2 separate regions of the Homo sapiens genome follow, and region 1 is linked to region 2. Evidence: chromatin loops called from intact Hi-C (ENCODE). Cell type or tissue: MCF 10A. All regions are shown on one strand. Links, peaks and the distances in the headings refer to the core of each region. The heading gives the core; the rest is flanking DNA. Region 1 has its middle 21 kb from the start of RPRD1A. Region 2 overlaps RPRD1A (regulation of nuclear pre-mRNA domain containing 1A).

Region 1 (5,383 bases), core at 139-5,138, 57 kb before region 2:
CAGTTTATTTAACATCCCCAAGGGAAAAAAAGATTTTCCCAGGCCCCTTCAGTTTTGATACATCTTTTCCACACATGCCAGATGTGTATGTCATGTTTTACTATTAAGCACTTACATGTGAATAAGTGTAAGAAAATGATGGCTTATTGGTAGCGTATAAATTCAGAGCCAGGAATGATGGTAATGACAAGCAATCACAAATTGTCCACTTGGGTGACTAAAATAATGACACCTTTGCTTTCTGAGGGTTCAACTTGGTTTTATGCACAAAATCATTTAAAATATTGTATAAAATTACAGTACCTTCAGCATATATATAAAACATAAGTGAATTTTGTGTTTAGACTTGATCCCATCCCCAAGATATCTCATTATGTATATGCAAATGTTCCCAAATCCACAAAAAATCCAAAATCTTTAATACTTCTGGTCCCAATCATTTGCGGATTTTTGTTTGTTTGTTTGTTTTTAGAGGCAGGGTTTTACCATGTTGGCCAGGCTGGTCTCAAACTCCTGGTCTCGAGTCATCAGCCTACCTCGGCCTCCCAAAGTGCTGGGATTACAGGCTGAGCCACTGTGCCCCACACATTTAGGATAAGGGGAACAACTTGCAGTGCCAAGATTGAGAAACCATGGTTCAGAGGGATAGGTAAGAAGTTGTCAATACTCATAGAGAGGAATGGGTCATGCTGCTTCTAAGGGAAATGGGAAACAAATGGTCTTACAGAGGAGGTGATATCTGATGTGGGTTTTGAGGAGGAATAGGAAATCCTTGGTAAAGAAATGCTTACTATGTTCAGACACAATGGTTCAAGCCTGTAATTCCAGCACTTTGGGAGGTCAAGCCGGGTGGATCACTTGAGACCGGAAGATCAAGACCAGCCTCGCCAACATGTCGAAATCCTGTCTCTACTAAAAATACAAAAATTAGTCGGGCATGGTGGCACGTGCCTGTAATCCCAGCTACTTCAGTGGCTGAGGCAGGAGAATTGCTTGAACCCGGGAGGCGGAGGTTGCAGTGAGCCGAGATCACAGTACTGTTCTCCAGCCTGGGCGACACAGTGAGACACTGTCTCAAAAAAAAAAAATGCTTAATTTATTTTGGAAAAACATTCTCAAATATTTGCAGAGAATAAAATGCCTGGATATTGCTGCAAAATAATCCAGTAGGGACGGTGGTGGGTAAAACAGCAGAATTTGCCCAGGAATTGATAATTGTTGAAACTAGTGATGGATACATGGAAGTCCATTATACTTTTAACTTTGGTATATGCTTAGAAATTTCCATAATACAATTTCAAATTGAGTTTTCTTTTTTTTATTGTGGCAAAATATACATAACATAAAATTTATCATTTAAACCTTTTTCTGTTTGCTTGTTTTTTGAGACGGAGTCTTGCTCTGTCGCCCAGTCTGGAATGCAGTGGTGTGATCTCGCCTCACTGCAAGCTCCACCTCCCGGGCTTCAAGTGATTCTTCTGTCTCAGCCTCCCGAGTAGCTGGGACTACAGGCACATGCCACCACACCTGACTAATTTTTGTATTTTTAGTAGAGACAGGGGTCTCACTAAAATGTTAGCCAGGCTGATCTTGAACTCCTGACCTCAAGTGGTCTGCCTGCCTTGGCCTCCCAAAGTGCTGGGATTACAGGCATGAGCCACCATGTTCCGCCACCAGTTAAACCATTTTTAAGCGTACAACTCAGTGGCATTAAGTACATGCACAGTGTTGTGCAGCCATCACCACTATCTACTTCCAGAATGTTTTAATTATCTCAAACAGAAACTTTATACCCACTCAACAATAACTCTCTGTTCCCTCCCTCCCCTCTTCCCCCTACCATTGTTTAAGCTCTACTCTACCTTCTGCCTCTATGGATTTGCCTATTTGAGGTACCTCATGTAAGTGGAATCACACAAAATTTGTCCTTTTGTGTCTGGCTTATTTCACTTAGATAATGTTTTCAAGGTTCACTCATTTTTCACATGTATCAGAATTCCATTCCTTCCGTGTTTTCTTTCTTTCTTTTTTTTTTTTTGAGACAGAGTCTCACTCTGTCACCCAGGCTGGAGTGCAGTGGTATGATCTCGGCTCACTGCAACCTCTGCCTCCTGGGTTCAAGCAATTCTCCCTCCTGCCTCATCCTCCAGAGTAGCTGGGACTACAGGCATGTGCCAGCATGCCTGGCTAATTTTTGTATTTTTATTAGAGACAGTGTTTCACCACGTTGGCCGGGCCAGTTTCAAACTCCTGACCTCTCAGGTGATTCACCCAACTTGTCTTCCCAAAGGTTGGGATTACAGGCATGAGCCACCATGCCTGGCCAGAATTTCATTCTTTTAATGACTGAATAATTTTCCATTGAATGCACAGTCATGTGTCGCTTTATAACAAGAATATGTTTTTAAGAAATGTTCCAGGCCGGGCATGGTGGCTGATGTCTGTAATTCCAGCACATTAGGAGGCTGAGGCGGGAGGATGGCTTGAGCCAAGAAATTTGAGACCAGCCTGGGTAACATGATGAAACCCTGTCTCTACAAAAAATACAAAAATTAGCTGGGTGTGGTTGTGTTGCCTGTAGCCCCAGCTACTCGGGAGGCTGATATGGGAGGATCGCTTGAGCCTAGGAGGCAGAGGTTGTAATAAGCCAATATTTGCACTACTGCATTTCAGCCTGGGCAACAGAGTGAAACTCTGTCTGAAAAAAAAAAAAGAAACTATAAAAAAGAAAAAGAAAAGAAATGCACCATTAGGCAACTTTATCTTTGTCCAAATATCATACAGTGTACTTACACAAATCTAGATGATACAACTAGGCTATATCATATAGCCTACTGTTTTAGGCTACAAATCTGTATAGTATGTTATAGTACTGAACACTGTAGACAATTGTAACACAATGGTATTTGTGTATCTAAATCTTTCTAAATGTAGAGAAGGTACAGTAAAAATATGGTATGAAAGATTAAAAAATGGTACACCTGTATAGGGTACTTACCACGAATGGAGCTTGCAGGACTGGAAGTTGCCCTGGGTGAGTCAGAAAGTGAGTAGTGAGTGAATGTGAAGGCCTAGGACATTACTGTAGACTCTATAAATACTATACACTTAGGCTGCATTAAATGTGTAAAAATGATTTTTTTCTTGAATAATATATTAACCTTAGCTTACTGTACTTCATAAACGTTTAAATTATTTTTTGACTCTTGTGTTTTAAATACTTTTTTCAATAGTTTTTGGGGAACAGATGGTGTTTGGTTGCATGGGAAAGTTCTTTAGTGGTAATTTCTGAGATTTTGGTGCACCCATCACCCAAGCAGTGTACACTGTACACAATGTGTAGCCATCGGGTTTTTTGTTTTTGTTTTTGTTTTTGAGACAAGGGCTCACTTTGTCACCCAGGCTGGAGTGCAGTGGCATAATCTTGGCTTATTGCAACCTCCGCCTCCCAGGTTGAAGCGATTCTCCTGCCTCAGCCTCCCAAGTAGCTGGGATTATAGGCACCTGTCACCACGCCTGGCTAATTTTTGTATTTTTAGTAGAGATGAGGTTTCACCATGTTGGCCAGGCTGATCTCGAACTCCTGGCCTCAAGTGATCTGTCTGCCTTGGCCTCCCAAAGTTCTGGGATTACAGGCATTAGCCACCGTGCCAAGCAGCCACCATGCCCGGCTCCCAATGTGTAGCCTTTCATCCTTCACCCTCCCTTCCTGACCTTCCCCCAACAGTCCCCAAAGTCCATTATATCATTCTTACGCTTTTGTGTCCTCATAGCTTAGCTCCCTCTTACAAGTGAAAACATATGATATTTGGTTTTCCAACCCTGAATTACTTCCCTTAGAATAATGGTCTCCAACTTTATCCAGGTTGCTGCAGATGCCATTACTTCATTGCTTTTTATGGCTGAGTAGAATGCCACATTTTCTTTATCTACTCAGTTAGTGGGCGTTTAGGCTGATTCCATATTTTTACAATTGTAAATCGTGCTGCTATAAACATGCTTGTGCAAGTGTCTTTTTCATGTAATGACTTCTTTTTCTCTGGGTAGGTACCCAGTAGTGGGATTGCTGGATCAAATAGCAGTTCTACTTTTAGTTCTTCAAGGAATCTCCATACAGTTTTCCATAGTGATTGTACTAGTTTACATTCCCACAAGCAGTGTGAAAGTGTTCCCTTTTCACCACATCCACGATACCATCTGTTATTTTTTGATATTTAAATTATTGTCATTCTTGCAGAAGTAAGGTGGTTTCACATTGTGGTTTTGATTTGCATTTCCCTGATAATTAGTGATATTGAGCATTTTTTATATGTTTGTTGGCCATTTGCATATCTTCTTTTGAGACTTGGCTGTTCATGTCCTTTGCCCACTCTTTGAAGGGATTATTATTTTTTTTCTTGATGATTTGTTTGAGTTTCTTGTAGATTCTGGATATCAGTCCTTTGTTGGATGTATAGTTTGCTAATATTCTCTCCCACTCTGTGAGTTATCTTTTTACTCTGCTGATTATTTCTTTTCTTCTTCTTCTTTTTTTTTTTTTTTTTTTTTTTTGACAGTCTCACTCTGTCAACCAGACTGGAGTGCAGTGGTGGCACAATCTCAGCTCACTGCAACCTTAGTCTCCTGGGGTCAAGCGATTCTCATGCCTTAGCCTGCCAAGGAGCTGGGACTACAGGCATGAGCCACCACACCCTGTTAATTTTTGGAGTTTTAGTAGAGACGGGGCTTCGTCATATTGGCCAGGCTGGTCTCAAACTCCTGACCTCAAATGATCCACCTACCTTGGCCTCCCAAAGTGCCGGGATTACAGGAGTGAGCCACCGTGTCCAGCCTTCTGCTGATTATTTCTTTTGCTGTGCAGAAGCTTTTTAGTTTAATTAGGTCCCATTGTTATGGAATCATTGGAGTGTTGCTTTTTGGCTAGAAACCTCTGTGGCTGGTGGCACCTTTGCCCAAGTTTTGCTCAAACTCACTAGGCTCATTTTGCCCACTCAGCCTGGTAGGCTGCGCTCAGCTCACACTACCGGCCTGGATCACATGCCTCCCAAAGGCCCGGATCCCATGTCTGCTAAGGGTGAGTCAGGCATGGAACAGTGAGGGGTATGTGAGCAAGCATGGGGTCTGGCCACTGTGTACAGTCAGACATGCCAGCTGCTACAGCGGGGCAGGCGGCTCCACATGCTGGCATGGGCACCAGCTCTCTGCGAGGCTGTGGCCAGACCAGGCTCACTGCAAGCAGCTTCCATGGCTGGCAGTGGGGAACGTGGTGATACCCGGAAGCTTGGAGATGCCAGAAACCACAGAGCCCCAAAGAGGCAGTCATAGTTATGGCTCAGGGAGCTCCCAGGTATGGGCTCCCCGAAGGGCTGCAGCTCTTCTCTCC
Region 2 (5,383 bases), core at 153-5,152:
CAAGGTATGATGCTTCTGAATATAACTGTACTACATTGAGTGATTCAAATTTAATTCTAGTAAAATATAAGAATAGTATAAAATATTATGTTCAACACTGTTTTCCTTATGTATAATCTTATTTGAGTCATATTCAGTAGTAGTATGCTATTTAACATTGTAACCAGTAAAAATGTACTGTGGCCCACAACTGTTGAAATCTTGTCTATTTCCTTAGAGAAATGACTACACCCACAGAGCATAGTGAGTAGGGGAATATTTTTGTCATAATGAATTCAGTTTAAAATTTATGGCCATGTAATCTAAAGACAGAAACATCTAAACTTTTCCCATTTACTCTCCCTAGCAGTTAATCTATTAGCTTGGCAAATATTTATTGCATAAACAAAAAATAGTAATTGATTGAAGGGACATCTCTTTCAACCTGTTTTACATTTCATGCTCTTCTGTTGTTTCACAATAGCTTAATAATGATTTCGAATTAACATGTCTATTAAAACAATCCTAAATTCAATGTAGGATTTAGGGTGCCATCTTAATAACATGAGCAATCACCATCTTATTTTAAATGACTATATTTCATATAGTTTGTAATGGTTTTACTAAAATTTAATACAGGATAGAGTCACCGAGATGCATTTTTACATAGACATTAGTTCTGGCGATTTTAGCAGCAGTGACTGGTTAGTTTGGTAGTAAAATGAGAGACTAGGGTTGAAATGATACATAAAGGTTAGTAGGGTTATTTTAGTTCTCAAAATGCTTAATTTAGGTATTGAGAAAGTTTGTCCAAGTAAAGATGTTTTAAGTAGATTTTTAACTTTTTCTTATTTTTCAGCCAAACCAAACAGGAAGCTTACTTTTCTCTACCTAGCCAATGATGTCATACAGAACAGCAAGAGGAAGGGGCCAGAGTTTACAAAAGATTTTGCACCAGTTATAGTGGAGGCTTTTAAGCATGTTTCAAGGTATGATCATAGTTTTGGGTATTAGGTAATCTGTTTTAAATGTACCATATGTCCTTTTGCTAAAATTTGCCTTAAACTATTAAAATAAAAAGTAGGGAATATAGTTTTTTGATGCTTTTATTTGAAAAGACTTCCCTCTACATGGCATTTATAAATGTATTAAATGCCTTCTCTGAAGGAAAAATATTTTTTGAACTGTTGCTAAGGTGGGCCTTTGGAGTACTTGAATTACAGCTTTCCTTTAAGAGACCAGAACCAACTGCTATATTGGAATGAACTTCATTAAAAATGAATGAAGGTATTGAAGTAAAAATTTGTGTGTTTATAAAGCTATCAGTCTTGTAACAAATATTTCCATATACACTTAGTACTGTTTCTATTCTTTTTTTTTTTTTTTTTTTTTTTTTTGAGACAGAGTCTCACTCTCACCCAGGCTGGAGTACAGTGGTGCGATCTTGGCTCACTGCAACCTCTGCCGCTTGGGTTCAAGCGATTCTCCTACTTCAGCCTCGCAAGTAGCTGGAATTACAGGTGCCTGCCACCATGCCTGGCTAATTTTTGTGTTTTTAGTAGAGACAAGGTTTCACCATCTTGGCCAGGCTGGTCTTGAACTCCTGACCTCGTGATCCACCTGCCTCGGCCTCCCAAAGTGCTGGGATTACAAACGTGAGCCACCATGTCTGGCCTGTTTCCATTCTTTACTTGCCCTCTGGGTAATTTTGTACATCGCATGTATTTGGTTATTCTCCACACCGTAATGACTTACAGTTTTATGCTCCAGTCCAGATTTTTTTTTGTTCCAAACCTGTGTGCCCAATTGCCTTTTGACATTTTTACTTGTATGCGTCTCAAACATTTCAGACTCACTGTGTCTGATACAGAACTCATTATGTCCTTGCTTCCCACCGTACTTGTCCCTCCTGTAGGTTTTATACTCTGTGAATGGCAACTCGATCTATCCAGGTGCCTATGCAAGAAATTATGTTACCTTTAAACTCTTCTTTCTCCTTCAGTCCCCATATCTCACATAGTACACATTGACTCGGTTCTTTGGATTTCTTTCCCTTTTAGTTACCATAATGTATTTTCAGTATAATTTTAATGCCCTTTAGTATTGTTTAATTTCTTTAGAAAACTCGACAGAGTTGCAGAGCTGGTCATAATACTTCCTTGCCTTTGAGTGGTTCCCATTTGTTTTAGAGATGAAGTCTAAAGTCCTGAGCAAGACTTAAGGTGTTCCTTCGTGGCACTGCCTATCTCCCCAGACCTCTGTCTCGCATTTATTCCACACAGTCTATAGTCTACAGTTTAAGCTAAATTAACCTTTTTTAGTTCTTTCCGCCTTAAGTCTTCTATATATGTTGCCCCTCCCTAGAATTCAGTAAAATATTTATTGGCTGCATAAATATTTATTATATGCAAAACCCTGAGTAGTAGTGACCAAGACAGTTTTGTTCTACTGGAGCCTACATTTCATTGGATGACAAAGTTAATAAGTAGATAGACAAGTGAATGCATAATGTCAGATGACAAATGCTAGCAAGAAATACAAAGCAGGGAAGGAACTAGATAGTATGAGGGCGCTCAGTTATGTGATGAGATAAAGAACAACTATTTGGGGAAGGTGGCATTTGAACAAAGACTAAAGGAAGGGGTGAAATGAGCCATTTGACTAGGCAGAAAGGATTCTAGGTAGAGAGAATATGTGGCCGAAAAAATGAGATAGCTTATATGCTGGACATGTTTGAGGACCTTAGCAAGGAGATTTGTATGGTACTAGGTATTAGGGAGTGTGTACTGAGGGACTGCCAGAAAGCAGAGCATGTGGGCCTTATGGCCCAGAGTAAGGATTTTGGTTTTATTCTTGATGTGATTGGTAGCTCTTGGAGGATCAAGAGCTGTATAATCTGATTTACATTATTAGGATGCTTTGTACAGAATAGAGTAAAAGAGTAGAGGCTGGGAGAGCGTGAGAAGACTTTACAAAATTCTAAGCAAGAGATAGTAGTGTTTCTGTCTACAGTGATAGCAATGAAGGAGGTAGGAAACAGTTGGGAGTAGTCTGTTTTTCATTTCCCCATATGTCTAGTCTTAAGATCTCAAATTAAATATCATTTCCTTAAATACTCTTCCGGATATCTCTTAAACAGGGCCAGGTCTGTCTTAAGCACTTTGTTCTCTTTTGTGATACTTATAAATAACAACTGCCATAAGCTGCATTTGCATCTCCATGTCAAAGATAGTAACTGGATCAATAAGTATTTGTTGAATAAATTTAAAAAAATAACCTATGAGAAATCTTCCTTAGCCCCATGTCCAGGCCCCATTAGGATAGGAAATCCCTAGCAGCCAGTACTAAAACTTTTACAGTTTAAACTTTTTTTGGTTGTGTAATAATATGTTTATAAAATGTTTACTAGAAGCAAGCAGTGTGTCTAGATCACTTCACTTTTGAGCTGCTGGCCACATAGTGATGCTAAGTAGACATTTGGACAGTTTTTTCCAGGGAATGAATGTCTGATTATATTTAAAGTTACCGTTAACCTTTTCAATAACACTATGCATTGTTACTGTTAACATTTTTCTTTTTTTCTTTTTTTTTTTTTTTAGTGAAACTGATGAAAGTTGTAAGAAGCACCTTGGAAGAGTGTTATCTATTTGGGAAGAAAGGTCTGTTTATGAAAATGATGTATTAGAACAACTTAAACAAGCTCTGTGTAAGTGTAGAATCCTGATCTCTTACCTTGATCTCTTCATTAAAATGTATTCTTTCATTAATACTTAAATGTTCTTTCATTTCAGATGGTGATAAGAAGCCTAGGAAGCGAACTTATGAACAGATAAAGGTGGATGAAAATGAAAACTGTTCCTCTCTGGGATCTCCAAGTGAACCACCACAGGTAGAAATTTTACCCTGTTAAAAGAGTTACAAACTTTTACTTCATGTTGCCACCAAGCTTTATTAATTTCGTTTCACTTCTGTAAATTGATTTCTATTATACTTTTAGGTACAAGAAAGAAGCCACATGAATATCTCTTCCTCATTAACAAATTGCTTATGTTAAATGTAGTATGTTGTATATTGTATATTTTGCATAGAAATCATGTTTTGTATAGAAAGAGGATTTTTAATTGCCAAATATGGTTAGATGTGAGATGTTAGCTATTTAAACTTTTTAAAATAAAACAAAACATGCCTATTTTGTTATGTGATTTTTTTTTTTTGAGACGGAGTTTCACTCTGTCCCCAGGGCTGGAGTTCAGTGGCACTATCTTGGCTCACTGCAACCTCTGCCTCCTGGGTTCAAGCGATTCTCCTGCCTTAGCCTTCCAAATAGCTGAGACTACAGGCACGGGCCACCAAGCCCAGCTAATTTTTGTGTTTAATAGAGATGGGGTTTCACCATGTTGGCCAGGCTGGTCTTGAACTCCTGGCCTCAAGTGATCCTCCCACCTTGGCCTCCCAAAGTGCTGGGATTATAGGCATGAGCCACTGTGCCCGGCTCATGTATGATTTAAATACACTAAAATTTTCATTCTTGGACATAATCACTGCCCCTTTAAGTATTTTTGTTTTTAAATGTAAAAAGTAGTGTTAGAGTGGCCGGGCGCAGTGGCTCACGCCTGTAATCCCAGCACTTTGGGAGGCCAAGGTGGTCGGATCATGAGGTCAGGAGATCGAGACCATCCTGGCTAATATGGTGAAACCCCGTCTCTACTAAAAAATACAAAAAATTAGCTGGGCGTGGTGGCGGGCGCCTGTAGTCCCAGCTACTCGGGAGGCTGAGGCAGGAGAATGGCGTGAACCTGGGAGGCGGAGCTTGCAGTGAACCGAGATAGCACCACTGCACTCCATCCTGGGTGACAGAGCGAGACTCCGTCTCAAAAAAAAAAAAAGTAGTGTTAGAGTGATATATATGTGTTCATACATTTCTTTGTAACTATATAGAACTATGTAATTCTGTGGAAAAATAAGTTAGAATTATTATCTTAACACTCTGTGTCCTCCTACATGTTGGTATGGTATGGTATTCCTTAACCATCAGATTAATTCCAGAAAGACTTTTTTTTTTTTTTTTTTTTAAGTGGGCATTGAGTCTTTAAGCTTCCTCCTTCTATGTTTCAAACATGTAGGCGGGACAGATAAAGTGTAAAATGAGAAAATGAAGACATAACCATACTCTTAAAACAAGGCGAATGTATTTTCATGGGTTAGAAATTGTACACCTAACTTCATAGGTGAGACAAAACCTGGCTCCTGCTGAGCCCTGGTCCCGAAGCAGACATGGGGTTGCCAGAAATTAGTATCCTTTAAGGTCACAGGAACTCACAAGGGCAACAGGAACTCACAGTGCTCCGTGGGAGTTAGAGGACTGGTTCCAAATTCACTGAATAAAATCAGAGGCTGGGAGGAG

What was found. A loop is a pair of places that touch in the nucleus more often than their neighbours do. Peaks named below come from ENCODE experiments on the same cell type or tissue, not always from the same donor. Only the 100,000 strongest peaks of a DNase experiment are listed, where the experiment ranks them.
Region 1: it touches region 2 in a loop (4-fold over the local background); 3 of 110 quality-filtered maps call a loop at or near these places.

Annotation. Positions count from the first base shown.
Region 1 is chr18:36,086,103-36,091,485 of GRCh38, reverse strand. No RefSeq gene overlaps it. Among named protein-coding and RNA genes, the nearest start is that of RPRD1A, 21 kb to the right of the region's middle. RefSeq lists an enhancer at 4,621-5,174. In MCF 10A, for the core only: no CTCF peak of the experiment used is centred there; a DNase peak (open chromatin) is centred at 2,255.
Region 2 is chr18:36,029,293-36,034,675 of GRCh38, reverse strand. RPRD1A (regulation of nuclear pre-mRNA domain containing 1A) reads left to right here. Exons shown (of 7, transcript NM_018170.5): 2 at 839-968; 3 at 3,579-3,685; 4 at 3,771-3,868. Among named protein-coding and RNA genes, the nearest start is that of RPRD1A, 36 kb to the left of the region's middle. In MCF 10A, for the core only: no CTCF peak of the experiment used is centred there; no DNase peak of the experiment used is centred there.